Regions from separate parts of the Homo sapiens genome. Here region 2 is linked to region 1. The links are chromatin loops, found by intact Hi-C in ENCODE. Cell type or tissue: heart right ventricle. All regions are shown on one strand. Each heading gives the region's core, and the rest is flanking DNA. Links, peaks and the distances in the headings are about the cores only.

The links. Peaks named below come from ENCODE experiments on the same cell type or tissue, not always from the same donor. Only the 100,000 strongest peaks of a DNase experiment are listed, where the experiment ranks them.
Region 2: a loop joins it to region 1, with 2.0 times the contacts of the local background. A loop is called at or near these places in 1 of 110 quality-filtered maps.

The regions. Positions count from the first base shown.
Region 1 is chr22:33,598,174-33,613,767 of GRCh38, forward strand. It overlaps LARGE1 (LARGE xylosyl- and glucuronyltransferase 1), which reads right to left. Exons shown (of 15, transcript NM_133642.5): 5 at 6,262-6,385. Among named protein-coding and RNA genes, the nearest start is that of SNORA50B, 99 kb to the right of the region's middle. In heart right ventricle, for the core only: no CTCF peak of the experiment used is centred there; a DNase peak (open chromatin) is centred at 7,678; H3K27ac peaks cover 2,845 bases.
Region 2 is chr22:33,698,403-33,713,996 of GRCh38, forward strand. The region is part of intron 2 of LARGE1 (LARGE xylosyl- and glucuronyltransferase 1); the gene reads right to left. SNORA50B (small nucleolar RNA, H/ACA box 50B) reads right to left here and starts at 6,518; the gene lies at 6,384-6,518. In heart right ventricle, for the core only: a CTCF peak has its summit at 8,001; no DNase peak of the experiment used is centred there.

The DNA.
Region 1 (15,594 bases), core at 4,323-12,322:
CACAGATACTGGAGTCAGACAGTTCTGGATATTCATCCTGGCTCTGCCATGTACCGGTTACATGATTTGTAGTTAGTTAACTCCCCTATGCCTCAGTTCCTTTGTATGTACAATGGGAATAATAACAGGACCTAGTCCATAGAGGTGTTGTTGAGAAACAGACCATGAGAGAACCATGTAAAACATGAGAAATGAAGTAAATGATTCTTTATTATTATACTTTAAGTTATGGGATACATGTGTAGACCATACAGTTTTGTTATATGGGTATACATGTGCTATGGTGGTTTACTGCACCCATCAACCCATCATCTACATTAGGTATTTTTCCTAATGCTATCCCTCCCCCAGGCCCCCACCCCCTGACAGGCCCCAGTGTGTGATGTTCCCTTCCCTGTGTCCATGTGTTCTCATTGTTCAACTCCCACTTATGAGTGAGAACATACAGAGCTTGGTTTTCTGTTCTTGTGTTAGTTTGCTGAGAATGATGGTTTCCAGCTTCATCCATGTTCCTACAAAGGACATGAACTTATCCTTTTTAAAGGCTGCATAGTATTCCATGGTGTCTATGTGCCACATTTTCTTGATCCAGTCTATCATTGATGGGCATTTGGGTTGGTTCCAAGTCTTTGCTATTGTGAATAGAGCCACAATAAACATACATGTGCATGTGTCTTTATAGTAGAATGATTTATAATCCTTTGGGTATATACTCAGTAATGGGATTGCTGAGTCAAATGGTAGTTCTGGTTCTAGATTCTTGAGGAATTGCCACACTGTCTTCCACAATGGTTGAGTAAGTGATTCTTAAACAACAGATGTTAGACCACAGCCTGTGGGATCCAAAGCCATGGAAAAGAGGAATTTTGAATTCAAGTGCAACTCAACAGTGGTAACCAACAGTCATTCCCCAGGGGCTGTGGTCCATATCTTTCAAATTCCCTTAAGATCTCCACTACATCCATGTCTACTGAATTATACAATCCTCTATCTCATACCATTTCTTTTGGGAAGGGAAAAGTCAAATATCAGCGTCAGCACTTGTTAGCAGTCTAATCTTAAGCAAATGCTCTTCAACCCCACACTTTAACTTAAGTGAGGTGGAGGTAATCATACTTATCTTTCCAACCCCCAGGGTCATCATGAGAGATGAGTGACAGCACGCATCATTGACAAAGCTCTACGCAAAAATAAGTTTTCCTCCTGTAGACAGGAGCTGCATGTTTTGAGTGAGTGGAGTTCAGAGCAGAGGTACCTTCAGTCCTGGTAGCCTGTTGGTACCAGGAGTTGGAGGCCGGAAACAAATGGGCCATGTAAACATTGGGAAGACCAATGAGCATTTCACAGGCCATAGAGATAGGCAGGCTGAGCCATCACTATTTGCAAATCCCCACTAATTGGTCATTACAGAGAGAAGTGTACCAGTCCACTGCGAATTTCCCACAGTTCGTTTTTAATCATGCACCAATCCCTCACAAATGTCCTGTTTCCTATTACTTCATTCTACAGCACTAACAGATATCATAAGGGGCCCACAGGAACATTTCTGAGAAATGCCATTTCCAACAGCTGTACAAAGTGATTTCTTGGAGCTGTATCAAGGGAGGCCGTCACGGGTGTCTGCTGAGGGTACCATCTGACATGCTTCCTGAATGCAACTGTGGAACACGGCGCAAGTCCATTTCTCTCCTGTTCTTCCTCCTTCCCTAAGGTCGTCTACTGGATGGTGTTTTAATGTGTTTCCTTCCTAGCATACCTGTCATGGAAAGACACTCACTCACCTGTCCCAGAGCTGCTCTTAGGAGGTGGGCTGGTGCAAATGTTGCTGCCTTATCTATGCGACTTCAGGGTGGCTGGTGGGCAAACTCCTGGCTACCCACACAAGCCTCTGGGACACAAATAGGCATTAGGAATGTGGTGACCCTGGGCTCTACAGTGATAAAGAAACGTGAATTCCTGGGCCTGACCGTGATAAAGAAACTCTGCCATCGGTTTTATTATTCTTAGGGACCCAGCTCTAAATTCATTGTGTATCAGTCATTCAGTAAACATCTTTATAAGCCAGTCATTTAGCAAGCATCTTTATGAGTTTTAGCACACATCTATAAAGCTTCTTTTAAAAATGTTTAGCAAACATCTTTAAAAGCCTCACGTCAGGCCTTTGGGATACAAAGGTGGTGAAAAACAGACGTGATCCTGGTTTGGGAGCTTACGGTATAGGAGATAGACATCTATTAGCTCATCACACAAAAGCATGAAAGAATACCCTCTGTGTTGAGTTTACTGAAGAAATGTATGTGATTCTAGGAGAACATGTAACAAAGCAACCCCTATGAAATGATAAAGACAGGGAAAGTTTCCCTGAGTACACGTAACTTTAGCAAAAGAACTTGTTATTCATTAGCAATGGGGGAAAGGAAGGAGGTTGGGCAACAGTTTAATAAATAGAACGCTCTGGTGGGAAAGAAGGAGCAAAATGAATCTGCAGGACTGGAGAGTGAGGAAGGACGCAAGTGGTGCAAGAACAACTTGGAAGGAGGCAGGAGCCAGCGTCCGCAGAGAGATGTGACTCGGTTAAGAACTGTGGCCTCAGCCGGGGGCAGTGGCTCATGCCCGTAATCCCAGCACTTTGGGAGACTGAGGTAGGCAGATCACCTGAGGTAGATGGATCACTTGAGGTCAGGCGTTCGAGACCAACCTGGCCAACTTGGTGAAACCCCGTCTTTAATAAAAATATAAAAATTAGCTGGGCCTGGTAGTGCACGCCTATGGTCCCAGCTACTCTACTCAGGAGGCCGAGGCAGAAGAATCACTTGAACCCAGGAGGTGGAGGTTGCAATGAGCCGAGATCACGCCACTGCACTCCAGCCTGGGCGACAGAGCAAGACTCTGTCTGCAAAACAAACAAACAAACAAAAACTGTGGCCTCTAGCTCAGAGCAGTAGGAAACCAGAAAAGGTTTTACCCAGAGGAAAAGAGTGGCATGACTGCGCTTGTTTTTGGAAAGCTGACTTTTGCTACTGAGAGAAAAGATATGGGGGAGGAGAGGTGAGCAGTGGAAGGAAGAGACTAGTGTGAAAAACACTTGCCATTGTGCTGGGGAAAGATCACAAAGCATGGACTAGGTAGGTGTAGGGGAGGTGGAGCCACGCTAGGGTGTGATGTGGTTAGACCCAGGGCAAGAGAAAGGGACAAAGATGAGCTCTCAGTTCCAGAACAGCAACTAAGCAGATGGTGATGCCACTACAGAGGGGCTGTCAGGCTGGTGGAGTAGGCAGATCATGGCTTTGGGGTTGTTGATCCGGGTTATGTATAAACTAAAACATAGACAGACTAATAGATCATGGAGTCAGACAGGCCTGGGTTTTCATCCTGGCTTTGTCATGAACCACAGTTACTAGTATTATGAAAAAATTACGTTTTATAAATACTTTCATACTGTTGTACTGGATTCTGACAACACTCTCATGGGATTCAGGAATGTGAGAGAGACAGGTGGTTAATTGGTAGGGGAATAAAAAGCAGGTGTCAGGAAACTTTGATGAAGTCTTCGATAGTAGACATCGGGTTAGAGGACAGGACTCTAGAGACAATATTCTTTTGAACGTATCAGATTGTATTTTCTAAATTATTATTTTTTAAGCCATGAAGTATTTATTTCGGATGTATATATATATAAAGCCAGCACGTAAAATAATAGACAGTTGGTCTCCCTGGATTAAAGTAGGCCTGACAGAGTCAGAGCATCAGTGTTTCCTCCCCTTCTCCCCTTTCATCCGAGACCTCATGGAAGGGGCTTCCAGGAGGGAATTCCAGTCCATGGTACCTTACTCCTTCAACTTCTTAGCTGTTGATGGACTTCACAACCGGCCACACCACCCGAGTGCATTTTAAGTCATTCTGGCCTTGGCTACAAGTGGAATGAAGCATTTTTAAGAAGCTGTCATGTCGTGTACACTGACCCATCTTATTTCACCCCTTCCTTTGTGGCTGACTCAGTCCCAAGCCATCTGAGAGCTGAGAGAACCAAGGTTCAAAACCAGTTAGAGAATTCTTCGGCGGTAAACCAGGATTTGAAATTAGTTTTTTCCCAATCACTTTGTATTTTCTTTTTCTTTTTTCCGTTTTTTTTTCTTTTTTGAGGAAAAAAAATGATACAATCATTTAGCCATGATCTTACCACTGTGATTGTACCACATCATAATGCATACCACTACAATTGTACCACATGCCAGCTCTATCACCCAGGCTGGCATACAGTGGTACGATCATAGCTCACTGCAGTCTTGAACTCCTGGGCTCAAGTGATCTTCCTTTTTCAGCCTCCAGAGTAGCTGGGACTACAGGTGCAGTCACCACATCCAGCTAGTTTTTTGTAGAGACACGCATCTCACTATGTTTCCCAGGCTGGTCTCGAACTCCTGGGATCAAGTGATCCCCCTGCCCTCAGCCTCCAGAGCAGCTTAGACTGACTACAGGTGTGTGCCGTCACACTTGGCTAATTTTTAAAATTTTTTTGTAGAGGTGGGGGTCTCACTATGTTTCCCAGGCTGGTCTCAAACTCCTGGGCTCAAGTGATCCTCCCCACCTCAGCCTCCTAAAGTGCTGGGATTACAGGCATGAGCCACTACGCCCAGCACACTTCGGTGTCTTCTTACAAAGTAAAGGGTGCAGGCTCACAGGGGACATGGCACTGGACTCCTACCCAAAGAAAGGTAAATGGTGAACACAGCGGCAGAGGCATCCTTCGGAACCAGCTGCTGCTCCTCCTCCCATGTTGCTTTTCCCCCATGGTGTTGGCGCTAAGACCCTGGGAGACAGAGTGGCTTGCTTTCACCTTAATTAGCGCAGCAATTTGCTAAATTTTGTTTTTCCCTTTTTAAGAGTGTTAATCAATTTTAGGCTCAGAATAGATTGGGAATGGCACGCAAATTACCAAGACAATCCCCAAATGCTAAATTCTGAACATCTCCATCAACCTCAGAGCCTGAAATATGTGAAAATCAGAAACTCTGGCTGGCATGTCAGTGATCTATTAAAAATGCTATGGCTCTAAAATGAAAAGATAATGGCTTTATGAGGTTTGGAACAAGCAATTTGCCAGAGTCAGCCTCATGCTTAGGTGTTGAGTCCTTCCCAAGGTGATCAGAGACAGAGCATCAGTGCATTTCTGCAAAGTTACATGTTCCTCTAATCACAGCAATTTGTTAAATCCACAAGCATTAGTGGGTACCTACTATGCACCAGAAATATAGAAAAGAATAAGATGCGGCTCCTCTCCTCCTACCCCATTAAGAAAGGTTCAGTAGACAGACAAGTGAACAAAAAATGTCTTCCTCTTTCCTGTGGAAGTCAGGCTGTTTCTTAAGAGGAGTTGGCACTGCAGCTGAGTCCTGAAGTACGAACAGGAGTTGTGGCAAGATAGGTGGGAAGGAAATATCAGATGGAAGGAACAGAATAAGCAAAGACTCAAACACAGAAGAGGGGGCAAAGGGAACCAGAGGTGTGCTCTGCTACTTAGAGTTAAAGGAATAGCGAAGGTTTACGGGAATGCCAGTGACAAGACTGGAAGTAGAATCAAGAGCCAGAATATACAGGACTTCTTAATCGGGCTGTGGGTCTCAACACGATGCAAGCAAAATGGCACCACAAAAAAATTGTAAGGGGAAGAGATGACCAAAAAGGTTTCATTTGGTTGAAACCCCTCCAGCCTGACATAACCTTTAATATTTATTCAGCAGTGTCTTTTTAAAGCACATTCAAATATATTCTCTCATTTGAGCCTCTTAATTATCCCCATGAGTTTGGTATTTCATCCACCTTTTCTACTGATGAGAAAACAGGTCCAGCAGAGATGCGTGGTTTACTTTGTGTCTTTTGATCAGTAAGTGACAACAGGCAAATTTAAACCCCAGCCCATGGGGGTCTGAGTTCAGCCTTTACTTCACTGGGTAATGGAACTCTCTAGATGACAGCTACCATAGACCACTTTCAGATTATACACCAGGCCAATGCTCTCCAGCGTCTCCAGAAAGCCTTGGTGGTCAAAACTCACAGACCAAAGTGGATTTTGTGCACTCAAAGGGGTTACTTTAATACTTCGATAATAAAATCAGATTCTGCTGGCAAACAACTTCCTTACGCCCTACACATTTTCAGTTAGGAGCTGAGATTTCTGGCATTGCTACAGTCTGCTCAACCACAAGTAATAACGCTTCCAGCTAGAGGAGATCACGGAAGTGCCTCCCCTCCTGCCCATACCTTGAGCTCGTCTGCATTGTAGAAGTCCACACGCACAGCGGGCACCATCCAGGTCTGGAAGAGCGTGGCCAGGATCTGCTCCGCAATGGAGTCAGCAATAAGGTGGAAGTGCAGAGGGTTCCGTCTGTGGGGAGTGTGAGAAGGAAGGGTCAGGTGGAGAGGTACGGCTCTTTGAATTACAGCTGCAAAAACACACTCTTCACAGTTCCTACGGTGGGGCACGTTTCTAACGGCAATTGTGAAAGTAAATCTGGAATGTTACGAAAACAGTGCTCACTGGTGAGGCTGCAGGAGCTGAAAAGGAGAGAAGTCATCTCACCCAACCTCTGTGACTCAGAGAAGTGACAACCAACCACCAATCACTACTGACACCCAATTCAGGCCAAACGCCATACCTGTTATTAGGATTCATTTTTTTCTGAAAGCCGTAAGTAGAGCATGTGTTAACAATTTGGTCAACCTTTATATCTGACTTATCAGCCTTAACGCAGAAACACAACAATGTAGTGTAAGTTTTTTAGACTGGCTGCAGGCGGCTGGCAAGAGACTTCTCCAATAGCACAGTGTAAGTTCTGTCTTCTGCTTGTTCCTCTCCAAAAGAAAACCAGGCTTTAAGATGGAGTCATCGGGAGCTCCCATCACCCAGTAACAGCCTGTCCTCACTTTTAATATTTCTATAGCTTTTGTTCATCTGAAATAGACCACTTCCAGGTTGTATACTAAGCCAATGGCCTCCAGCCTCTACTGAAAGCTTTGGTGGCCAGAACTCAGACCAAAGTGGATTCTGTGCCAACCAAGCGGTTACTTTAATACTTTTGATAATAAAATCAGATTCTGGTGGCAAACAACTTCATTATGCCCTGAACACTTTCAGTTAGGAGCTGAGATGTCTGATGTTGCTTTTACTGAGGCAGCACCCGAAATACCAAGGAGCATTACGCAAGGGCAAAACTTCCGGAGTTAAATGGAAACAGGTTCCAAACCCAGGTCTGAAATGTATGAGTGGGAATCTTGAGCATGTCACTTACCCCTCTGCACTGCTATTTCTACATTCTGGAAAATGTGGAGAAAGACCTTCTCATCAGGCTGCTGTGTTGATTAAATAAAATAAGAAGTGCAAAATACGGCACATCAAAAATAAACATGGGATAATAATCAATAGCAGATGCGCCCTACTGGCTAGATACAAAGCAATACGTCAGTCAAGAACTACTAGCATAAATACTATTGTGCTACTACAAATAATGACATAAAGCGTAATGCCATGAATGAGTACCTACTAGAAATAAAGCACTGTGGGAAATACAAAGATGAGAATGACCCGGCCCGCTGACCTCAAAGAGCTCATACTGCTCAGAGACAGACGAGCGCAGTTAAATATAAGCACGGGGCGGAATGTGATAAGGACTACAAAAGAACACAAAGTTCCACGGGAGTAAGAGCAGCAGCCAATTCTGACAGGGTCAGAAGGACGTGTAAGAGGAGAGGGAAGCTGTGCCCTAAAGGGAAATGCAGGACTTTGACAAGAGAAGAAGGCAGAGGGGATGCAATCTGAGGAGAGCAACAGACAAAGGCTGGGCCCAGGGTGTATTAGGAGTGGGGGCCGGGGGCGGAGGGGCTTAGTAGGGCTCCAGGGTTGGAGCAGAGAAGGACATGAGAATGCAATGAAAGTTTAATTAAAACAGTTTGGACAGGGCACGGCGGCTCACGCCTGTAATCCCAGCACTTTGGGAGGCCAAGGTGGGTAGATAATGAGATCAGGAGATCGAGACCATCCTGGGTAACACAGTGAAACCCCATCTCTACTAAAAACACAAAAAATTAGCCTGGTGTGGTGGCACATGCCTGTAGTCCCAGCTACTTGGGAGGCTGAGGCAGGAAAATTGCTTGAATCTGGGTGGTGGAGGTTGCAGTGAGCCGAGATTGCACGACTGCACTCCAGCCTGGGTGATGGAGCGAGACCCCATCACAAAATAAATAAATAAAATAAAATGAAATAAAATAAAATAAAATAAAAATTAACAGACTAGACTTCAGGGAGGTGTGGGGGGCAGGATGACTGGCCTTTTAGCTCTCGGCCGTCGGCATGGTCACTCCCCACACCTGTCCTATGTTCCAGACATACAGACCATCTCTCAGTTTCCCGCCCCCTACCCCGTGCTCTCTCTCCACCCTGGGCCTTATCATATTTAGCTTGCTCTGCAGGCATCTGTCCCGCAGTTGCTCATTCAATAAATCCTCACTGAGTACACCCTATTTGTCAGGGGATGAGCTGGATGCTGGGGACACAGTGGTGAGTCAGACATACCCACACTGCCCCTGCTGTCATGGAGCTCACAGTCTTGCCCACCCTGCACCTCCACATTCAGCACTTGGTTATCTCTTAGTCTGCCTTAGGACCGCCATCATTTGCTCCTAGGATCCTTTCCTGACTACCCACATCTAGGTCAGGGGTCCTTCCTAACTGTTATCCCAGCCATACGTACCGGCCTACTCATCCTTATGTAGTGGTTGCCTGTCTACTTGTCTACACCCCCCATGTGAGCTCAGCAAGCTCAAGGATCACATCAGATACATTCAAATAGACAGGCCCATGATCTACAGCACAGTGCCTAGAAGAGAGTAGGAGTTGAATCAATGAACTGAATGGATAGATGGGAGATGAGGGGAACAGATGTAGACATGTCATTTAGGAGATCATTAGACTTGGTGGATGTGAAATGAGAATCCGATTAAGACAGTGTTGGCCAGGTGCCGTGGCTCATACCCGTAATCCTAGCACTTTGGGAGGCCGAGGTGGGCGGATCACCTGAGGTCACGAGTTTGAGTCCAGCCTGACCAACATGGCGAAACCCTGTCTCTACTAAAAATACAAAATTAGCCAGGCGTGGTGGCAGATGCCTGTAATTCCAGCTACTTGGGAGGTTGAGGCAGGAGCAGCACTTGAACCTGGGAGGCAGAGGTTGCTGTGAGCCAAGATCGTGCCATTGCACTCCAGCCTGGGCAACAAGAGCAAAACTGCATCTCAAAAAAAAAAAAAAAAAAAAAAAGTGTCTATCCCAGGAAGAGCAACAAGGAAGCTGGATCTAGAGGATTTCAGGAGAACAGATATTAGATATGAGAAAAAAAAGAGGGAGGAGCAGAAGGCAACACTGGGGTTCCTGGGTCAGCGGCAATGGCTCCAGGACAGGGAATACAATGAGAAAGGCACCTTGGAGGAGGACAGTGAGTCTGGGATTGGGCAACCAAGCTGAAGTCAGGGGTGGCAAAGCCAGTGCTGCTGCTGAATGGGTGGGTCTAGACCTGAAGAAAGAAATTTCTCAAGGCCAACCTGCCATACATGTAACAGGTGCCTAAGGGTAATAAACTGAATAAACGAATCAAAAAGCAGTCAGCACTGCAGAATTTCCCCATGGGACCCACTGCCTTTTAAAGACTGCAACTTTCCCATAAAATTATCTATGCTCACCATGCTCAGGGGAAAGGGGCATATTTTCCCTACAGCTTCCCTAAATGCCCTATAAGAAGCTGCCACTGGGCCTTGGTGATGCTTGGTGGCATGAAGGGACAATGCTGTGTTTGCCCACTGGCCAGTGGCTTACCTGAGGGCCAAGTCAGAGGCAGCAGGACAAAGTCACCAGGGAGACAGACGGTCCATTTGGCCCTCAGTGTTTCCACGACTGTCTCCCAAGGCCACAGTTGCCATAATGGATTCTTATTAACGGAGAATGGATAAAGGTAAGCCTATATCATGGTCAAGTTGCATGTTCATCTACAGTAGAGGGGCAGCTTAATTTTAGCCATGGGGTGACAATAATAAATGGACCAAGCTTCTTATATTTGCTCTAATGCATCATACTTTCCATATTTCTGTATCTTTGCTTGTGCTGTTCCCTCTCCATGGAATGCCCTTCCCTGCTTGGAAGCCCCATGAATTCCTGTTCATTCTTCAAAATTCCCTTTGTAAGTCATCTCCTCCTGGAAATCTTCTTTGAGCACTTCCTCGTGTCTTTCTTCTGCTAACTCTGCACCTTGTGTGAAAAGCTCATCCGCCATCTGTAGCAAGGCATTGTGATACGTATTTAAACTGCTGGCTCCTTGTCCCTACTGTGAGACCACAGACGACAGAAACCATCTTTTCATCCCCATCCACAGTATCCAGCAAAGAACCTGGTGAATCATGGGTCCTGAATAGATATTCCTGTAACAACAACAAAAAGCCAATGCCCCTCCTTGTATTATCACTGTAACCACCAGCATAGGAGGGCAGAAACAGTTGATGGCACACTTTGTATCAAGAGTTCGGAGTTTGGACTATGTTCCAGAATGCCTGGCTTGGCATCCCGGCTGCAGTACCTACTGAGTGACTGTAAGCAAGTCACTTCATCTCTCAAGGCCTAATTTTCTCATCTCCAAAGCAGGAAAGAGATAATGGGAAGCAAGGAATATTATACTGGATAATTGTGAGGATAAAATAACATAATAAACATAAAGTGCTTAGTAAAGTACTACCTGATATATGGTAAGATTTCAATACAGGTTATCTATTACCAATATTAACTTATGATACTGCTTTTTTTCTCTACTACTTTTGCATCGCGTTTTTGATGAAGTATTTTCAATTAGTTCTTCCAAGCACAGACAAAAAACGGGCTGAATGAATATCTAACAAAGAGCTATTAAGCAATAACTACATATAAGTTACAACAGGGATACAGGTGATGAATGAGCTACGAGTGTTCTCTACAGGCAGCTTACGATCTTGGAGAGTCAGAGGAAGACAGAATACAAAAAACTCCACAAACGTCAGAACATGGATGCGCCGCTGTGCTGGGCTGCCACCCACAACAGCTGAGCTTGGGAATGGCCCACTTCCCAGGGAGCCTTCCACATAAACCAACAGGTAATATGCAGGACACTCTCAGAGTTAGATTGAAAACAACCTGCACAACCATATATGACGACTCTACAAGGAGGAGCACAAAAGCTACATGGTGGTGAGGGTGAAAGAGATGACATTTTGGTAGTGAAGAATCTGGGAGGTTTCCATGAACTATGTGGCAATTAAATGGGAGCTCTAAATGGGCAGAGGAGGAGAAAGGGAGGCATTCAGCAGGGAAGTGCAGTTGACCGTTGAGTAACATGGGGTTGAACTGTATGGGTCCACTGACATATGGATTTTTTTCAACAAAATCTGGAATGGGAAACCCAGCTATACTGAGGGCTGATTTTTCCCACAGGCTGTGATACAGTTTGGATATTTTTCCCCATCCAAATCTTATGTTGAAACGTAATCCCCAATTTTGGAGGTGAGGCCTGATGGTTAGTGTTTGGGTCATGGGGGCGGATCCCTCATGGCTTGGTGCTGTCCTCATGATGTGAATTTTCTCAAGATCTGGTTGTTTAAAAAAAGAGAAACTCTTTTTTTAAGAAGTTTTTTTTAAGAGTTTTTAAGAGTTTAAGAAAAAAAGAGTTTCTCTTTTTTTAAACACTTTCTCTTGCTCCCACTCTCCTCTTGCATGTGATGTACCTGTTCCTGCTTCACCTTCTGCCATAAGTAAACACTCCTTGAGGTGTCCCTAGAAGCCAAGCAGATGCTGGTGCCATGCTTGTACAGCCTGCAGAATCATGAGCCAATTAAACCATTTTTCTTTATAAATTATCCAGTCATAGGTGTTTATAGCAAGGCAAGAACAGCCTAACACAGAAAAATTGGTACCAGGAGTGAGATACTACTATAAACATATATGAAAATATGGAGGCAACTTTGGAGCTGGGTAACATACAGGGGCTAAGAGTTTGGAGGGCTCAGAAGAAGATGGGAAAGTCTGGAACTTCTTATAGACTGGTTTAATGGTTGTGACCAAAATGCAGATAGTGATAAGGACACTGAAGTCCAGTCTGACAAGTTCTCAGATGCGAATGAGGAACTTATTGGGAACTTGATTAAAGGTCACCCTTGATGTGCCTTAGCAAAGAATGTGACTGTATTGAGTCCATGCCCTAGAGATCTGTGGAAGTTTTAACTTAAGAGTGACAACCTAGGGTATCTGCCAGAGGACATTTCTAAGCAGCAAAGTGTCCAGATGGAGGAGCAAAGCAATGATCTAAAAGTTGGAACTTAAAGAGGGAAGCAGGGTGTAAAAATTTGGAAATTTCGTAGCCTAACCATGTGGAAAAGAAAGAAAAGGCTTTATAGGGTGGTGGTGGGTGGTGGGGGAGAAGAACCCACAACTTGCTAGAGATATTAGCATAACTAAAAAGGGGCCAGGTACGACAGCCAAGACAATGGGAAAAAGGCCCTGAAGGCATTTCAGAAGTCTTCCAGGCTGCCCCTCCCATTACAGGCCCAGAGGCCTAGGAAGAAAGAATGGTTTCCTGGGCCAGGGCCAGGACACCATTGCCCTGCACCACCCCAAAAGGCTGCTCTTTGCATTGTGGCCTCTCCAGTTCCAGCCTCAGCCCAAAGGGCCCAAGATACATCTCAGGCTGCAGCTTCAGAGAGTGCAAGCTATAAACCTTGGCAACTTCCATGGGGTGTTAAGCCTGTCAGGACGGAGAGTGCAAGAGTGAAGGAGGCTTGACAGCCTCTACCAGATTTCAGAGAATGTATAAGAAAGCCTGGGTGCCCATGCAGAAGCCTGCTACAGGGGCAGAGCCCACCAGAGATGTTCTATTAGGGCAGTGCTTAGGTTATATGTGGGGTTGGAGACCCCACACAAAGTCCCCTCTGGGACACTGCCTAGCAGAGCTGTGGGAAGGGGGCCACTATCGTCCACATTCTAGAATGGTAGATCCACTGGCGATGTGCACCTTTGTGCTTGGAAAAGCAACAGACACTCAACTCCAACCCATGAGAGCAGCTGCAGGGGCTGTACACTGCAAAGCCACAGGAGTGTTCCTGCCCAAGGCTTTGGGAGCCTGCCCATTGCACCAGTGTGCCCTAGGTATGGGACATGGAGTCAAGAATTATTTTGGAGCTTTAAGACTTAATGACTGCCCTGCTGGGTTGCAGACTTGTGTGGGGGCCTGTAGCACCTTTCTTTTGGCCAGTTTCTCCTTTTGGGAATAAGAGTGTTGACCTCATGCCTGTACCACCATTGCATCTTGGAAGTAAATACTGCGTTTTGATTTTACAGGCTCACAGGTAGAAGGAACTCATCTTCAGATGGGACTTTGAACTTGGGACTTCTGAGTTAAAAATGGAATGAGTTAAGACTTTGGGAGGCTAGTGAGAAACAATGATTGTAGTTTGAAATGTGAGGAGGACATGACATTTCGGGGGCCAGGAGAGGAATGATATAGTTTGGATATTTTTCCCCCACTCAAATCTCATGTTGAAAGGTAATCCCCAGCGTTGAAGGTGGAGCCTGGTGGAAGATGTCTGGGTTATGGGGGTGGATCCCTAATGGCTTGGTGCTGTCCTCACAATACTGAGTGAGTTCTCATGTGAGCTGGCTGTTTAAAGATTGTGGCACCTCCCACCCTCTCTCTTGCTCCTACTTTCACCATGTGATGTGCCTGCTCCTTTTTTGCCCTTCTGACATAAGTAAATGCTCCCTGAGGCCTCCCCAGAGGCCGAGCAGATGCTGGCACCATGCTTGTGCAGCCTGCAGAACTGTGAGCCAATTAAATCTCTTTTCTTTCTAAATTGCCCAGTCTTAAGTTTCCCCCCACCCACCCCCAGTGAAAGAGTTTCGCTCTTATTGCCCAGGCTAGAGTGCAGTGGCATGGTCTTGGCTCACTGCAACCTCCACCTCCCGGGTTCAAGCTATTCTCCTGCCTCAGCCTCCCATGTAGCTGGGAATACAGACACCCACCACCATGCCCGGCTAATTTTTGTATTTTTAGTAGAGATGGGGTTTCACCACATTGGCCAGGCTGGTCTTGAACTCTTGACCTCAAGATCTGCCTGCCTTGGCCTCCCAAAGTGCTGGGATTACAGGCATGAGCCACAGCACCCAGCCTCAGTTGTTTCTTTATAGCAACACAAGAACAGTCTAACAGGGATAGGTGACATAGGGCTAACTACAGGACTTGAATATGTGCAGATTCTGGATATGTGGGTTGCCTGGAACCAATCCCCTCTATATACCAAGGGACAACTCTGATAGAGTAAGAAAGGAACAAAGGTGGTAAAGTACAGAGCAGGTCTGTGAAAGAACAATAGTCATATTTGGGTGGATCATACAACAACATTTACTGCACACCTACTTAATGCCAGAAATAGGGAGGATAAAAAGAAAAAAAGAGAGACCACGTCTACAGGACAGACTGGGCTAGAATGTGTGAGTTCCTAGGAACTGCAAACTTCATTCTCTAAGAGAAACAGCCAGACAAGGTTTGGAGGCTCAGCAGGCAGCAAATAGAAGTTATAATTCTGGGAAGTTTTAACCTGGTTACAGAGCAGAAGGTGGACCAGTGTGGGGTAAGAGGAGCAAGCCCTTAAAGAAAGATGCTACAAACATTAGGATGGGGCTTCCTCCTTCAATCTTCTTCTGCCTCTGGTCTATTTAAAGCTTCTGTCCAGAAGGCAGAGTAAATCCAGAAAGAAACCTCACCCTCACCTTTATGGCAATACTAGGTGTCTGCATTGTCAAAGGGAATAGTGGGTTTCATTAGCTTGCCTGAGAATATACAAATGCTTAATCAGAAAACACATGAGCCCCTCAGCCCAGGTGACAACCAAGACCTTGGCAGTTTGCTGATATTGTCTCAGCAATCAAAGGCGGGCTAACTATCAGCAGCTTGTGTCTGACTCCTATCAGACAGCATGCTTGAGGGGTTCCATTAATGTTCCACTTTGGGTACCATCATAAGAATTTGGGCCCAGACTGCAGTTCCTGATAGTGGCCTTTTCCTTTTAGGCTCACCAAACCATGGCACAAGCACATGAAAATACTGCCCAGACCACCTTTCTTGGAGCTTCTGTGTAAGCCGAAATAGTTCCCCTGAGCTTTAACCTGTAAATCTGACTGTCAACCAGATGGCCCCACTTTCACATCCCACAGGTCCCTGGGAATCAAGAAGCACCCAATTACAATTCTACTACACACAAGTTTCTTCTATTTTTGGAAACAGAGTTTTCACTCTTTTTGCCCAGGCTGGAGTGCAATGGCGCGATCTTGGCTCACCACAACCTCCGCCTCCTGGGTTCAGGAGATTCTCCTGCCTCAGCCTCCTGAGTAGCTGGGATTACAGACATGTGCCATCACGCCCGGCTACTACACACCAAGTTTCTAATGATTTGTGGAGTGTTTGTCTGGGACCTGTCTCTTCTTTAGAATTTAAGCTCCTTGGGGACAGAGACTGGGTCTTGCATTCACTGCTGCA
Region 2 (15,594 bases), core at 4,907-12,906, 100 kb after region 1:
CGATTCTCTTGCCTCAGCCCCCTGAGTAGCTGAGAGTACAGGGGCACACCACCACGCTCGGCTAATTTTTGTATTCTTTTTGCTTTTTGTAGAGATGGGATTTCACCATGTTGGCCAGGCTAGTCTTGAGCTCCTAGCCTCAAGCGATCTGCCCGCCTTAGCCTCCCAAAGGGATTATAAACGTGAGCCACTGCGCCCAGCCAACAAACCCTTAGCTTAGAACTCAAAGATCTGGATGGACATTTCAGCTCAGCTACATCCCAGGTAGGGCCATTTACTGAACCTTTACTGAACGTCCACTCATCCAGCCCAGCTGGCTTCCTTGCTGATCTTCCAACAAGACAAGCACACTCCTGCCACGGGAACTTCACACTTGCAATGTCCACTGGATGGAACGTGCATCCTCTCGATATTTGTGTGCTGTGCACCCTGACTTCACTCTAGTGTCTGTTCAAAAAGCTTTCCCTAACACCCTGCTCCCCTGACTTACTTTCTTCCCCGTAACACTTAAATGACTCAATCTTATATACCTATTTCTTCACTGATTATCCCCTGGTGACTGGCACATAGCACGAACTCCATAAATCTTTCAAGAGTGAACGAATGCCTGCCTGCAAGTTTGACAGAGACTCGGGGTCCTCCTCTGTAGGCTGACCTCCCAAAGCTGACCTTGAACAACCGATGTAAATATGAACTGAGACTGGTTATATGAAAACCCATGATGGTGAAAACATCTGCTCGGCAAGTAGAGAGCATTTTACAAGCTTTATTGTTTCTAAGAAAAACTATTTTTCACATTCTAACATCCCTGAAGTCGAGAAAGTTTGAGCAATCACTGGAGACCACACAGCAGGGGTAACACAGCTGTTTCCACTAGTGCCTTCACCTCTTCGCAGAATGGGTGTCACAGGCTTCAGTGAAAATCCCGGAGACAATGAAGGGAGTCATTCTTTTAACCGCTATGAACCAAATGGTTGTGGGAAGAGGCAGGAAGAAATGGAGAACCAGATGTGTTTAGCAACATTCCTAGAAGCAGAGCCAGGAGGAGGCCAGCTCCACAGAGCTGCAAAGTGGGTTAAGTGTCGTCTTCACAGGATTTTCATAAGAAATGCTCCATGCTCATGATGATGCAGAGGACGGCACGATGTAGACAGATGCAGGAGATGACACTGAGTTGAAAAACAGATTCTGAAGAGTGAGATTCCAAGCAAAGAAGCTTTTGCAATATCTGAACCAATATATTTGCCTATACTTTTCTTTATGTGTAGGCATAGCAATAAAATATGACAAAAACCCAAGTCTAAAATAGTTCTTTCAATAAGCATAAAAGAAAGATTCAAAGGGATAAAAAAAAATTGTGCCATGATTTAATTAAAAGATTTCTTGGCTTTATGTAAAACAATGCCATGTCTTACACTCAGCAGCATCTAAGGTTAGGTGAATTTGTTTGGAAAAAAATTGAAAAACAAGACTCCAAAGCACTCTTGATCCCAGTCACTTCTCTATTGGTTCATCCATTGATCTAATTTCTCTGTATTTAATTCCCATGTCTATTTTGTCTATTTTCAAGATTGATTTACATTGCAGGTTCCGATGCAACCACTGACTTACATTGCAGGTTCTAATGTAACCACTGTCCTTAACGAGTACATAGATTTGTTTCCTTCTCTCCAGGAGCATGAGATTTGTTGCCTCCAGGAAAGGCAACAAATCTACGTATTCCTTAAGGACAGTGGTTCTCAAAGGGTTGTCCTGGGAACAGCAGCATCACCTACACAGTAGTTAGAAATGCACATTCTGAGGCCTCCCAAGACCTGCTAACTCAGACACTTGGGGAGAAGAAGGGGTTCCAACAAGCCTTCTAGGTCATTCTGATGCATGCTGGAGTTTGAGAATCGATGCTCTAGGAAAAACACCCAGTACTATCTACCATCAACTTGACCACTCAAGTGTCACCATTCACTGAAGTTTAACTACAATGTCCAGAGAATTAATTGTGTACCAGGCACTATGCGGAAGGCTGAATGCTGCCTCACAATCCAAAGTGGTATGTGTGTAAATGACTAAATAAAATGCAAAATGGGATGACATGAGGGCTGGCGGGGGTGCCAGAACTATGCTCTGTTCAAGGAAATAGAGGATTGATTCTGATCCAAGAGTCCCGGTGGACTTCATCTCTGAATTTTATAGGTGAAGAAGCTGTTCAGAGCCCACTGTGGTGCTCTCTTATTGATGGAGAGGCACAGTCCCTCTCCCCCAAATGCTGGTGGCCTGGAGGCGGTGTCTGAGCTGGCCTTGAAGAGTGAGTAGGAAACCCATAAGTAGGCAGAGGTCTTGAAGGACATTCTGAGTAGAGGGAAAAACAGAAACAAAAGCAGGGAAGTGTGAAAGCAATTATTTTGTTCTGGGAAGAGTGGGTAGCAATCTGCAGTAGTTTAGGTACCTTTTAAGCTTGTAGGAAAGGTTGACAAGGCATGAGAGACCTGGAGGGACAGGAGGGTGTAGCCCGAGAGTGGATTTCCACATCCGTGGTCTGAGGTGAGCAGCTGGCAGTGAGGACAAAGACGTTGACAGCAGTGTTTCTCACCCTGTAAGAGGAACATGGATTTCCTGGGATCTTGTTAAAATGCGGGCTCTGATTCATAATCTTGGGATGGGCCTGCAGTTGTGTCTTCTTGAGCAGCTCCCAGGTGATGCTGATGCTTTTTGTACCTGGATCACACTCGGAGTGGTCACGGCCTGGAGGGGAACGCAGGTGCTACAGGGAGAGTACCTGAAGATGCTTGGAAATGATGCCTTTACATTGCTGTCAGGATACATGATTGGATGGGTCCATGATGGTGTTTTCAGAAGAACGGCAACAGATGGAAAGGAAAATGGGAATTGGAGGCCAAAAGTTTTCATAAAGCAAAGGTGGAATGTGGACTTCTGCAGATGAAAAGGAGGTTGCTGGAAACAGAACAGTGCATCCACTGCAATTAGTCTCGGCAGCGCGTGACAATAAATTCCTGATAACAGTGGCTTAAACCAAAGGGACTTTTATGTCTCTCTCACATCCAGAAAGTCAGGAGGTTGGTAGTGTAGGGTGGAACGTGATTTAACAGTGCCATTGACTTCCCTGGATCCCAACATTCTGCTTTACCATCCTCAGCTCTAGGTTGAGGCCCCTCAGTGTCCAATATCATGCTAGAGCATCAACATCCTTGTTGCAGGCTGGCAGCCAAAAGTAGTGGAAGAGAAGGCCAAAAACGGGGACACATCTCAACAGCAAAAGTGATTGTAAGTGGATTCCCTGAAGTTCCATGGCCATGCCCAACTGCCACAGGGGCAGGGAGACAGTCATTTATCTGGCTGCTTTGCTCTCCTGAATGTAAGCAGAAGTCTGTTCCTAAGCAGAAAAGGGACAATGGATATAGGGAAGCAACATGGCAGTCCTTGCTGCAAGTGGAATCCATGGTGACAGCTCAAAAGGGGAGGGCACAATGAAGTAATCAGATTCTTAGGGGATATTTGAGTGTCGGCCTCTTGTGCTCATGGGTGTCTGAATCTACTTGTGTCTTGCGATTTTGCTAGTTCATTAGTGTGAGTGTTCCTCTCCTCTGTCATAAAAACCTGTCCCAATCCTTCTCATCTGCAAGAGCCGGCTCCACTGCCATCTCCTCCAATAACTGTGGCTGCATTTCACAGAGTTGTTCCAAAAAGTCAAGGTAAAGCACTAGGAACAATGCTTGGCACATATTATGTGCTGGGAACATAATAACCGCTTAATAAATGCTAGATATGAATTACATGCACTAAGACCTTGCATGGGTGCAGACACATAGTAGGCATTCAATATGCATTTGCTGAATGTAATCTGCAGCTTCTGGACTGACCTCTGCGCCTTAATTTTTTCCTGGGGCTCATGTGTCCACCACACCTACCATTCTCCAAGGCCCAGCCAAAAGCCAGAATCTAGCCCCCAGTAGGGACATTATTTAGATAAAACAACATTTTTCCACAGCCATCCTAGTTTTCAGGGCCTTGCCGAGAAATAGAAAAGAAAAGCAATATAAATGTTAATAGGAAATTGTCTATTCACTTTTACTTAGGCTAATCTACAGCAGACCAACAAAGAGGGAATTAGACAGTCGAAGGGACAGGAAAACACGGGACCTTGACAAGCTGAAGCCCAATGGACTGCAGTTTCTAGGAGGAAATGTAATTCCAGGCCAACAAGGAAGGCTACGTGGAAATCAGGACAAAGGGCTTCTCCTTGGGATGCCTCTATGGTGTGAGATAAGGTTCCTGCTGTGGTCCCTGTTATCCTGGGCATCCATCAAATTACAGCAGCTCCTGTCCCCAAGGACTACAGAGGCAAGAAAAATAAACCTATAACTACAATACAGTGTGAGGTAAATGTTACTAGATGTGTAGGCTCAAGATATTAGATAAGCAAGGAAGAGGGGCAGATTGCCAGAACAATGGAGCAGGAGAAAGATTAGGTACAAAGTTGTCTTCTTGTAGAGCAGAAGACCCTGAGACGGGGTTCTAAAGGGTGACTAGGAGTTACCCTGGCAAAGAAGGCAGGAAAAGGTGTTCCAGGAAGTGCAAACACCAGGTACAAAGACTAGAGTGCATGAGTTCATGTCCTTTGCAGGGACATTGATGAAGCTGAAAACCATCAACCTCAACAAACTAACACAGGAAAAGAAAACCAAACATCGCATGTTCTCACTCATAAATGGGAGTTGAACAATGAGAACACATGGACACAAGGAGGGGAACATCACACACCAGGGCCTATCAGAGGGGTGGAGGAAAAGCGGAGGGAGAGCATTAAGACAAATACCTAATGCATGTGGGGCTTAAAACCCAGATGACAGGCTGACAGGTGCAGCAAACCACTGTGGCACATGTATACCTATGCAACAAACCTGCATGTTTAGGACATGTATCCCAGAGCCTAAAGTGAAAAAAAAAAAAAAAATAAAATAAAAAAAGACTAGAGAGACACATCATGATAGACTAAATAATGCCCCCCAAAGATTACCTCCTGATAATTCCTGAAATTTGTGAGTATCACGTTACATAACAAAAAAGGACTTTGTAGGTATGATTAAAGACCTAGAGGTGGAAGATGATCCCAGATTATCCTGCTGGGCCTGATATAATTACAAAGGTCCTTATAAGAGAGATGCAGGAAGAGTCGGCGTCGGAGGGAATGTTGGTGTGATAATGGAGGCAGAAAGTGGTGTGATTCATTTTGTGGATGGAGGATGGGACCACAAGCCAAGGGATGCAGGTGGCTGCTAGAAGCTGAAAAGGGCAAGGGGATGGGATTCTCCCTCAGAGCTTCCAGAAGAAAACAGCCCTGTGAACACCCTGACTTTAGTCCAGTGAGACTGATTTTGGACTTCTGACCTTCAGAACGATAAAAGAGTAAATCTGTATTATTTTAAGCCACTAAGTTTATGGTGATTTGATACAGTAGCAACAGAAAACTAACATATATGTGTTAAGGTGTGTCTTCCAGAATGTTAAGGAAGAACATCAGAAAAATGAATTAGAGGAGGCAGGCTCAGGCCAAGTCATGGGAGGATCTGTGCACCAGCCTGAGTTTAAGTTTTATCCTCAATGTGGAGCTTCCACTAAAGCGTCTTAGCAGAGGGATACTAAAGCGCTGAATTGTCATATTTCTAGATCTTAAATCTTAGGAATGACCACATGTCTAATTATCCATTTTATTGACTCATTTCTTTTATTATAGACTGTAATTACTGTATAAAACAAAGTAATGATGTATACTGTATAAAACAAAGGAATATGGAAGGCTATTTTATGCCTCCAAATCCCACTCTAATGTTCTTGAAGATGCATACATGTATCTGCAGGGCTGTGACCCAGTACAAGCACGGGTGTGCAGACAGGGGAACTTACTGGAAATTGGGGATTTCTCCCCAGAATCCTGGCCTGATGATTGCTGTATGGCTACAAAGACCTCGTTCAAATGTCCCACCCTGCCCCAACTCCAGGAACGGGACAGGCAACCCATGCTCACCGAGTGCTCTCTTAGGGCCAGAAGCTTTGTGAACATTCCATCATTGAGCTCTCCATGATCCTTCTGGGCAGTACCCTCATCTGCCGGGAGCCTCTCGCAACTGAGCCTGATTCCCTGAGCACTACTGTTGCAAGGCACGACACTCATCAGTGAGGCCTGGAAAAGATGATAATCCACCTACACATGGTCCCTACCTACCTCCGCCCAATCTCTGTCTACACACAGAAAAGCACTGAAGGGTAAAATTCCAGCCGGCCTCCTCCTTCTCACTTACTCCTGATACACCAACCTTTATGCACTCACACACCCCTTGTCAGGGCCCCCGCCAGCTATGTCCTTGGCCGAATGTTGCTTGCTGCCAAAGGAATCACTTAGGTGGCCTCTAAGCAGCCCCGGATCTGACAAGCTGGGTCTGCTCTAGCACTGCTGCTAGACCCCTGAGGCCACAGCCAGACACGCAGAGGCTCTAAAGCAGTGCTCTGCCTGTTGCCAGAGCAGAGGACCCACACTAAGGAGGACCCAGGCACAAGAAACCTGAGCTCAAATCCTCACTGAGACATTTCACGGCTGTAAAACCTTGGCCAAGTCACTGTCCTTCCATCAAAACAGTAGGGTGTGGCCATCACCAACACTTGCCACCATGGTGCACCCCATAAATTAGAAAGCTACACGTCTCATGCGTCTGACAGGTCCCACAGCCACAAAGGGCTCTGTGGTGGAAACACACACAATACAGCACAACACAACACACACCTGGCAACACTGGGCACTGCTGAAGCCTCAATTTTGAGCTGTTTTCAACAGCGTTGTCATGAACAGATTCTTGCAGAGTCTGTTCCACCCCCTTCCATCTTTTCTTTTAGAGTCTATATTTGGAGACAGTATTTCCCTGAAAATAAAAGCATTGAGTTGAAGGGTCTATCATGGAGTTAAAGGATACGCACAATTTATGGTTCTTGTGATGACCTGGCTCTCTCCAGGAAGAGCGATGTTGATCCCACCAGTAAGTCAGATAAGACAGCACTGCTCACGTCTCTACTTCATTCCAGCATGGAACTAAGCACTTCAGTTATTCTTTTCCAATACCACACAATGCTCAGCCCCATTTCACTGATGAGGAAAGTGAAGTTATGGAAAGCAAAGCGACTTGTCCAAGGCAATGCAGTTATTTTGAGACAGAGCTGGGAGAAGAATTTAAGTCCCTAGAATCTTCCAACTCCATTGTATCTGCTGAATTATTCAGGTCTTTGAGTTATCCCACACTATTTCCACAGCTTTCATTTATTACAGATAACCACAGGCCAGATTCTAGACTGGCTACTTTATTATATACACTACCGTGTTCATCCAAGTCAATAAGGCAATAAACATGATAATGTTTTCGATGATGATAATAGCACCTACCTACTACTGAATGTTTAATACGTGCAGGCATTGTGTAAGGCACTTGCATTACTTTAACTCTAAAAATCTATGAGTTACCATTAACATGCCCAGTTTATAGATGAAAGAATTGGAGCTCGGAAAAGAAACATCACCCAAGAGTCCCACAGATGATAAATGGAAAACACATCCATCAATAAATGGATTTGAACACAGGGCTGGCTCCTAACAGTTAACTGCCCCGGTGGGCGACAAGAAAGAAGGTTTCTAAAGATGACAGTGAGAAAAATCAGCATTCCATGTTGGTTTGTCTTCCCTGCAATGTGCTGGCTGTGTGTCGTTTGATCAGTGCTGAGTTTATTTCAACCCCATCAGACTGGCTGCATACAAATGCATGTCTTTCTCTTCTGGGAGCTGCTTCCCATTATAGCAAACATGGATCACACGGCTCAGCCCACACCCCCACACAAGCCTCCAGGGTACCGCCTCCAATGGCCAAGAGGGACCTCGTCAGGGCCTGAGAACAGAGGGAAAGCTCCCTCTCATGGCACCATCTGCACTGCAGAGGAGGAAACAGGAAGGGGGAGCTCCTAGAAAGCAGCAAGAGTATCCTGGTATAAGGGGTGAGCTTCAAGGCTAGGAAAGAAGCCACAGGTTCAAGTCCCAACTCGGCCCATAACTCAATGTGTTACCTGGGGTAAGTCAGTCTTGGTCACAGGACAACTAATAAAATTATTAAACAAGTAACTTGATGTAATTTCAGATTCTCCTTCTGGAAGGGGATGGAAGAGGTTCTAGTAAAAATCAACTAAATCGCTTTAAAGAAAGGAAATGATTCAGCAAATCCAGACAGAAGATACCTGGGCCTCAGATCATTTGCATAGCTAACCTACCTTCTTAGAAGTTCTTTTCGTCAAAAGACAGAGACACATAAATCCCTGTGAATTGGCCCTTTTCTGCCCTCAGGCAGGTACAATCTCAAATTCTTCCTAATCCATGACATCTCAGATCCTGAAACCACTGCAGAATGAAACAGCCCTATGGACACCCTGACTTTAGTCCAGTGAGACTGATTTTGGACTTCTGACCTCCAGAACTATAAAAAAGTAAATCTGTATTATTTTAAGCCACTAAGTGTATGGTGATTTGATATAGTAGCAACAGAAAACTAACATATATGTGTTAAGGTGTGTCTTCCAGAATGTCACCAGAAAGCAGCCTGAAAAAGCAACCATCACCCCATCATCCAGTAAGAATTCTGTCATCTTCAGTAGATCCAGAACTGGCACGCGAGACCAATTCTAGCTGAATAATATCATGGCTACTAAAGATGTGGGAGGGAATGGGGAAAACATGCTGGCTTCCCTCTCTCACTGCCCTGACACTAGATGCATCTGTCAGGTGAGAAAGGGAGAGCTCCCGGGGCCACACCTGCCCCCTGGCACAAGCAGGCCCATCATTTTACTGTGAGTCCATTAGTAAAATACAGGGAGTATCCAGGTGAATGGGAAAAACATTCAACCTCCCTATAACAAAATTTATAAAATCAATGTTAGCTTGCCAGGGATCCTCTTTGACTGTAACTTAGAAAGTCTCAAGGTGTTAACAGCTGGAAGTGGTTATTAGGTTCCTAAAATCCTATAGATGGGGTTTGTGGCTATATTTCTGATGCAAAACAACCAAGACTGTCCAAGCACACACGCATCATGCTCCCTCCTTTCTCCAACTGCTCTGGCTTTGCAGCCAATCTTACTCCCTGGTCTCAGTTCTTTGGAATCAAGGGAACTTTCTAAAATATCAAGCTGCTTTAGAAAAGTGTCAATTTGTAAATTCTCCATTTGGCCCTGTCTACCTGCAAAGATACAGATAAGTCCGGGGGAAGCAAAAGAAGAGGATTTTGTGTCTCTTTTTAGTTTCCAGATGGAGCTGCCTCCCACAGTCGACCCACACACCCAAGTGGCTGATGTCACTGTTATGATTTTAGTAGCACTGTGAGGGCCCTGGGGGCGAGAACCCCCATAAAAATCAACAATATCAAGCACATCTGAGAAAGCCAGAGAGAAACTAGGGAACCAGAGTGTGCTTAGCTCTGGAAGTGTCTGCAGAATTGCCAAGCAGAGACCCAGGATATGGACATCTGTGCACACACACAGGATGGAACGAGCCAGGGCCTTAGAGAGGATGACACTTGACCAGGCTGACGATGTCCAAGCTGCTGAGAAGGATCCAGTCCCAAATATCACCCAGAAGGACCCTTAGGGAAAATTCCCTTGGCCACTGTGTAGAATGTCAGGCTCAGGACTAAGAAAGCACCTATCCCAGAGGAGAAAAGAGTGTTTTCAACCAAGCTTGGCACTGTCGTGAGTCCAGCCTCCACGGACTGAATAGAAGTTAGGAGTTGCTGATATGGAGCTGCTATTGGAGGGAGGGAGGGAGGGAAAGAGAAAAGAAAAATCTAAGGGATATGACAGTGCACTGGGCACTGAGGCTGTCTATGGGGAAAAGACGCTCTGGAAGGGGGTTGTGGTGGCCAATGCGTAGACAGAGACCCTCATACCCAGCCCAGCCAGAAGCCCTCCTGAGTGCCCCTCGCCATAACACAGACATTACATGCCTGCCTGAGGCATTTCATACCTTCAGGTGATTGTCCTCATACTATGTTGCTAGGGCGGCCCTAACAGAATACCAGACTATGGGGCTGAAACAACAGGAACTCATTCTCTTAGAGTTCTGGAGGTTGGAAGTCTGATATCAAAGTGTTGGCAGGGTTTGTTTCTTCTTTTTTGTGTGTAGGAGACAGAGTCTCGCTCTGTCGCCCAGGCTGGAGTACAGTGGTGCTATCTCGGCTCACTGCAACCTCTGCCTCCCGCGTTCAAGCGATTCTCCTGCCGCAGCCTCCTGAGTAGGTGGGATTGCAGGCATGTGCTACCACACCAAGCTAATGTTTGTATTTTTAGTAAAGTCGGGGTTTCACGATGTCGGTCAGGCTGGTCTCGAACTCCTGACCTCGTGATCCGCCCGCCTTGGCCTCCCAAAGTGCTGGGATTACAGGCGCGAGCCATCACCCCCAGCCCAGAGTTAGTTTCTTCTGCGGCCTCTCCTTGGCCTGCAGCTGGCCATCTTCTGCTAGTGTCTTCATGGGGTCTTTCCTCTGTATCTGTGTCCTAATCTCTTCTTCTTATAGGGACACCAGTCGGATAGGACTAGGGCCTACCATAATGACCTCATTTTACTTTAATCACCTCTGTAAAGACCCCATCCCCAGTCACATTCCTGGGTATCAGGGGTTAAGGCTTCAACACAACTTCGGACATGGAGGGGCGCAATTCAGCCAATCACAGTCATTACCACTTTTATACCACTGAGCAAAATGAGACACACAGGAAGTAAGTGATTCTCAGAAGCCACCCCGCTCATCTGCAGCAGAGCCAGGTTTAAAATCCAGACCTCCAAGACCCTGAAAACACGATCCCACCACGCCACGAAGGTGCCTAGACCTGTGAGGTTGCTGGCGTCAGGCCCTGTTTTACAAATAAGAGAGCCAAAGCTGAGGAAGGTGAAGGAACTTACCAGAGGGTCATGGATCTAAAAAGAGTGGCACTGGGACTCATATCTAGGGTCTATCTAGCTTTACCCCTACTAGTCATTTGCATTGAATGCACGCCAAGACTGCACTTGGATTTAAACTCATCCTTGGTGAGGCAGTAGCGCGCTTCCTTCATAACTCATTCTCCTCTATTCAGGGTGGTCCAGGTGGCGTGGTTGTTTAGAGGTACCTACTCTCCATTTTAATTCTTTAATTCTTTTTTTTTTTTTTTGAGACGGAGTCTTGCTCTGTCACCCAGGCTGGAGTGCAGTGGCGCGATCTCAGCTCACTGCAAGCTCCACCTCCCGGGTTCACACCATTCTCCTGCCTCAGCCTCCCGAGTAGCTGGGATTACAGGCATGCGCCACCAAGCCCAGCTAATTTTTATATTTTTTGTACAGACGGGGGTTTTGCCATGTTAGCCAGGCTGGTCTCAAACTCCTGACCTCAGGTGATCTGCCCGCCTCGGCCTCTCAAAGTGCTGGGATTACAGGCGTGAGCCACCACGCTCAGCTGGCCAATGCTACTTTGATGTACTTTCCTCTCTCATCAGACCTTTGCTAGGCAGAAAAAAAAAAAAAAAAAAAAAGGAAAACTTCATCATCACCGTATAATTCCACTGTCCCTGTTGTCTATGTTCCCACTTGGAAAATGCTACTGCCGTTCAACAAATGTCTGTTTGAGTAGCTATACGAGCAAAGAACTACCCTGGGCACTTTCCAAAGAAGCAGAAGACAATAGCTCATGACAGCAAGGCAGTTACAAGCAATTCAAGGAGATTGAAAAAAAAAAACAAAACTTAAGAATGCAGAATAATGTAATACAAATTGTATTCGGTGTTAAGCCTTTGAGGAATAAGCAGTCTGGGGAAAGGTTTTAAAGACTAACGTCTTCTCAGAAGAGACTGAACCAGTGAATCAAAGAATCAAATTAAAAATGAAAACTGGAAGAATTGGCCCCAGAAAATGGCTAGGTCATGGTCTAATGCATGATCATGGTGATGAACCAGCCAGGGAGCTGAACAAGTTAGGAAGACAGTGGCAAGGAAGGCTCAGAAGCCATACTGTGTGTCAAGGGGAAAGGAACAACTCGTCCCTGGCTGGCTGAAGAAAGGAGAATGGAAATGACAGCAGCAGGTGCAGAGAGTTCCTGGGGGACCACAAAAGGTTCTTTTAATCAGAGGCATTTAGACTGGACACAATGGGCACAAGGCACTCATTTGATTTTTCTGAGCAGAGGAATAGAATGATGCAAATTCCTAAGGAATTCATAACATTCCAACAGCTCTGCTGTCATTTGAGTAGAATAAATCAAGATCACCACAATGGCAGGTACATCGATCCAAGTGTAACGGAGTCGTCCTACACATTAGAGAAGGAAATGGCAAAATTCTTTAAAACCAGGGGCACATTTCAATGGGAAGTCATTACTTTGAAAAAGGGGCATTAGAGTACACGATAAATGCTGTATGATGTTTTTTCTCAAAAGACCAGTTAAAACTTAGAAATTTCCAAAGCAACAAATGACACAGCTGCAGAAGACCTTTGGTAGTAAACTGTCCCAAATCTTTACGTAAGAAATCATTCGCTCATCATTTATTGTGCCCCTACTGTGTACGAGGCACTGTGCTGGATATAGATCCCAAGCAAGCAAGAGAGGGCCAAGTGTTATAGGAGCAGTTGTAGGGTGACAAACACCGAGCTCCAGCTTAATCCCACAGAGGTACAGCAGTTTCCCCAGGTGAACAAGGTGAAGCAAGGCAGGAGAGAGAAGAGCCCTGCTAAGGGAGCTATGCAAGAGCAAGGGGTGGCCACCAGGCTCCCATGTTTTGTAACCTGCTGGAGCGAAGCGTCCAGGGGGTCTGCAGCAGGATAGGAGACAGGGAAGAACTGAGATCCGAAGGTTAGAATGGATTGGTCTCTTTCAAGGGTTCTAACCCCTGTGTTAAAATCCTCTGCTATACTACGCCTCAATTTAGAATTCTTCACACTTTCGTTCAAATGTGTCCTAAAATATTGAATAGACCATGGGTCTGAAGGATACCCTGGAAACCAGGAATGAGGCCGACCTCCTTACTGGAGAGAAGTTAGGTGAGCTGCCCACAGCTGACCGATACATAGGATGCTGTACAGGAAAACTGCCTGCTACCTATGGCCAAATGATATGAGCAGAAACACCTCTGAGACCAGACTAAAAGGAAAGAGCACAGAGAAGGGAAAAGGTAAGAATATGAGTTTGTTTGTGTTTGTTTTAGAGTTGGGGTCTCACTTTATCACCCAGGCTGGAGTGCAATGGTGTGATCATAGCTCACTGCAGCCTCAAACTTCTGGACTCCAGCAGTCCTCCTTCCTCAGCCTCTCAGGTAGCTGAGACTACAAGTGAGCACCACTATGCTTGGCTAATTTTTATTTTTATTGTTTTATTTTTTTTGCAGAGACAGGGTCTTGCTATGTTGCGTAGGTCACTCTTGAACTCCCGGCCTCAAGTAGTCCTCTTGCATCAGCCTCCCAAAGTGTTGGGACTGTAGGCGTGAGCCACCGTGCCTGACCTAGAAATACGGGTTTTAAACAGACATTATCTTCTCCAGATTTCAGAAAATAAAGGTAAGAGCTAACGTGTGCTGCATATTGAGTGGTGTGCCATTTTATAAAGGCAGAAGTCCAGAAAAGTGGAGTAACTTGTCCCAACCAAACCACCCAACAAGTAGAGCTAATGCCAAGATTCAACCCCAGGAAGTTTGAGTCTGGAGAGCATTAACCACTACCACTATCCCATTTGGCACAACCCTGGAACCCTGGGGATGGGGGAAAAAAAAAGGGCAAATCCTACCCGGACAGGGAAGCTGGAGCCTGGATTGCAGGCCTAACACTGGAAATGAATGGCCTTGAGCTAGTAAAGATGCCAGCCTCAGTGGGAGAAATGGCCCTGCACTGAGCATCTAAACAGCCTTCAGGCAGGCACGAGAAGACGGATCACAGGCTCGAAGGCTTCTAGAGGAGACCAGCACAAGAGGGGCATGTTCACTGAGGCCATGAACCCACTGGCTATGAGGTGGGTCCAGCCATGGGGTAACTAGGTGAGTCACACAGTCCACTCCATCATCAATGGAAATTCATCAGGAAACCCCTCCTTGACTCTGAGTGGTCAAGAGACGAAAGAAATGGGTAGAGAAGTGGAGGAAACAAACAGTAATTAGAGTCACAGAAATTGAGGGGTGAGGGGTACAGTGTGTGTGTGTGTGTGTGTGTGTGTGTGTGTGTGTGTGTGTGTGTGTCTGCATGTGGGTAGCATGAAAAGCTGAGGCCAGCAAGAAAAGCCACTAACCTACTAGTCTCTAAAAAAGAAAGCAGAGGCAACAACACAGGGAAGAAAGCTTGACCCCCAGCATTCTTCAACAGCCTCAACCAGAGTGAAATTTAAATTATGTTTCCATGGTGCGGACTCTGTGCCTTAGGAATTTGCTCTGCATAATCTTTGTACTCACAGAAGGTATATGGTAAGTATTTGTCAACGGTGAGGACGACAGCTACACTTTTAAAGGTACCTAAATTGCCTACCCTGTGGCTAATCTGTTGTGTGTTTGTTCTGAAAAATTGCCCCTTTATGGGACCTCTCCATCTTGAGAGCAAAATCCCATCACTGAAGGGCTGAGATGTGCTAAGAAGCAGCTCAGTGCTTCATTTCATATCTATTTTCTTATAATTAATCAGTTTTATTTTAAAAAGAGTAGGGGGATAGATATATCTACAGATGAGGGAAAATAGATTCAGCTTAGAGAAGGATTATGCATAATAGTCCCAGAAGGTTTGGCTGTTCAGATGATCATTAAAGGAATGGATAGAGTTGGTTTCAAAAAAAAGTCCCAGCTCCCCCAGGATCAGATAAAGAAAAATGAGAGGGCTGTTTCCACTCCCTTCTGGAACCACATTAAAATGTATCCCTAAACAGCCTTTCGCTAGGAATCCCCCCTGCTATTCCACTAGTACATAAATGCAGAGAACCACATCTGGCTACTGGGAAGCACATCAATCACAGCTCAGGATTCATTCATTCCGCGGTCGCTGGTGGTTTATTTGAAACACACAAGCCAGCACACACAGCTGGACACAGCAAACCAGGTTGGCACTCTTAATTACCTAATTGGTGGTTCTGTTGTAGGCTCTTTTTTTTTTCAGGTTAAACTTTCTTAATGCATAAATGATCGATCCATGTATTTGTTTACTCTTCTTCCTTGATATTCAGCATTTTAAAATGAGTGCCCAGGGCTGGGCACAGTGGCTTCCATGTGTAATCACAGCACCTTGGGTGTCCAAGGTGAGAGGATCACTTGACCCCAGGAGTTCAAGACCAGCGTGGGCAACATGGCGAGACACCGTGCCTACAAAAAATTTAATATTAGCCAGCTATGGTGGCATGTGCCTGTGTTCCCAGCTATTTAGGAGGCTGAGGTGAGAGGATTACTTGAGTTTGGGAGGTTGAGGCTGCAGTGAGCCAGGATGGTGCTGCTGCACTCCAGCCTGGGTGACAGCAAGACCCTGTCTCAAAGAAAAAGTAAATAACGTAACATAACGTAACATAACATAAC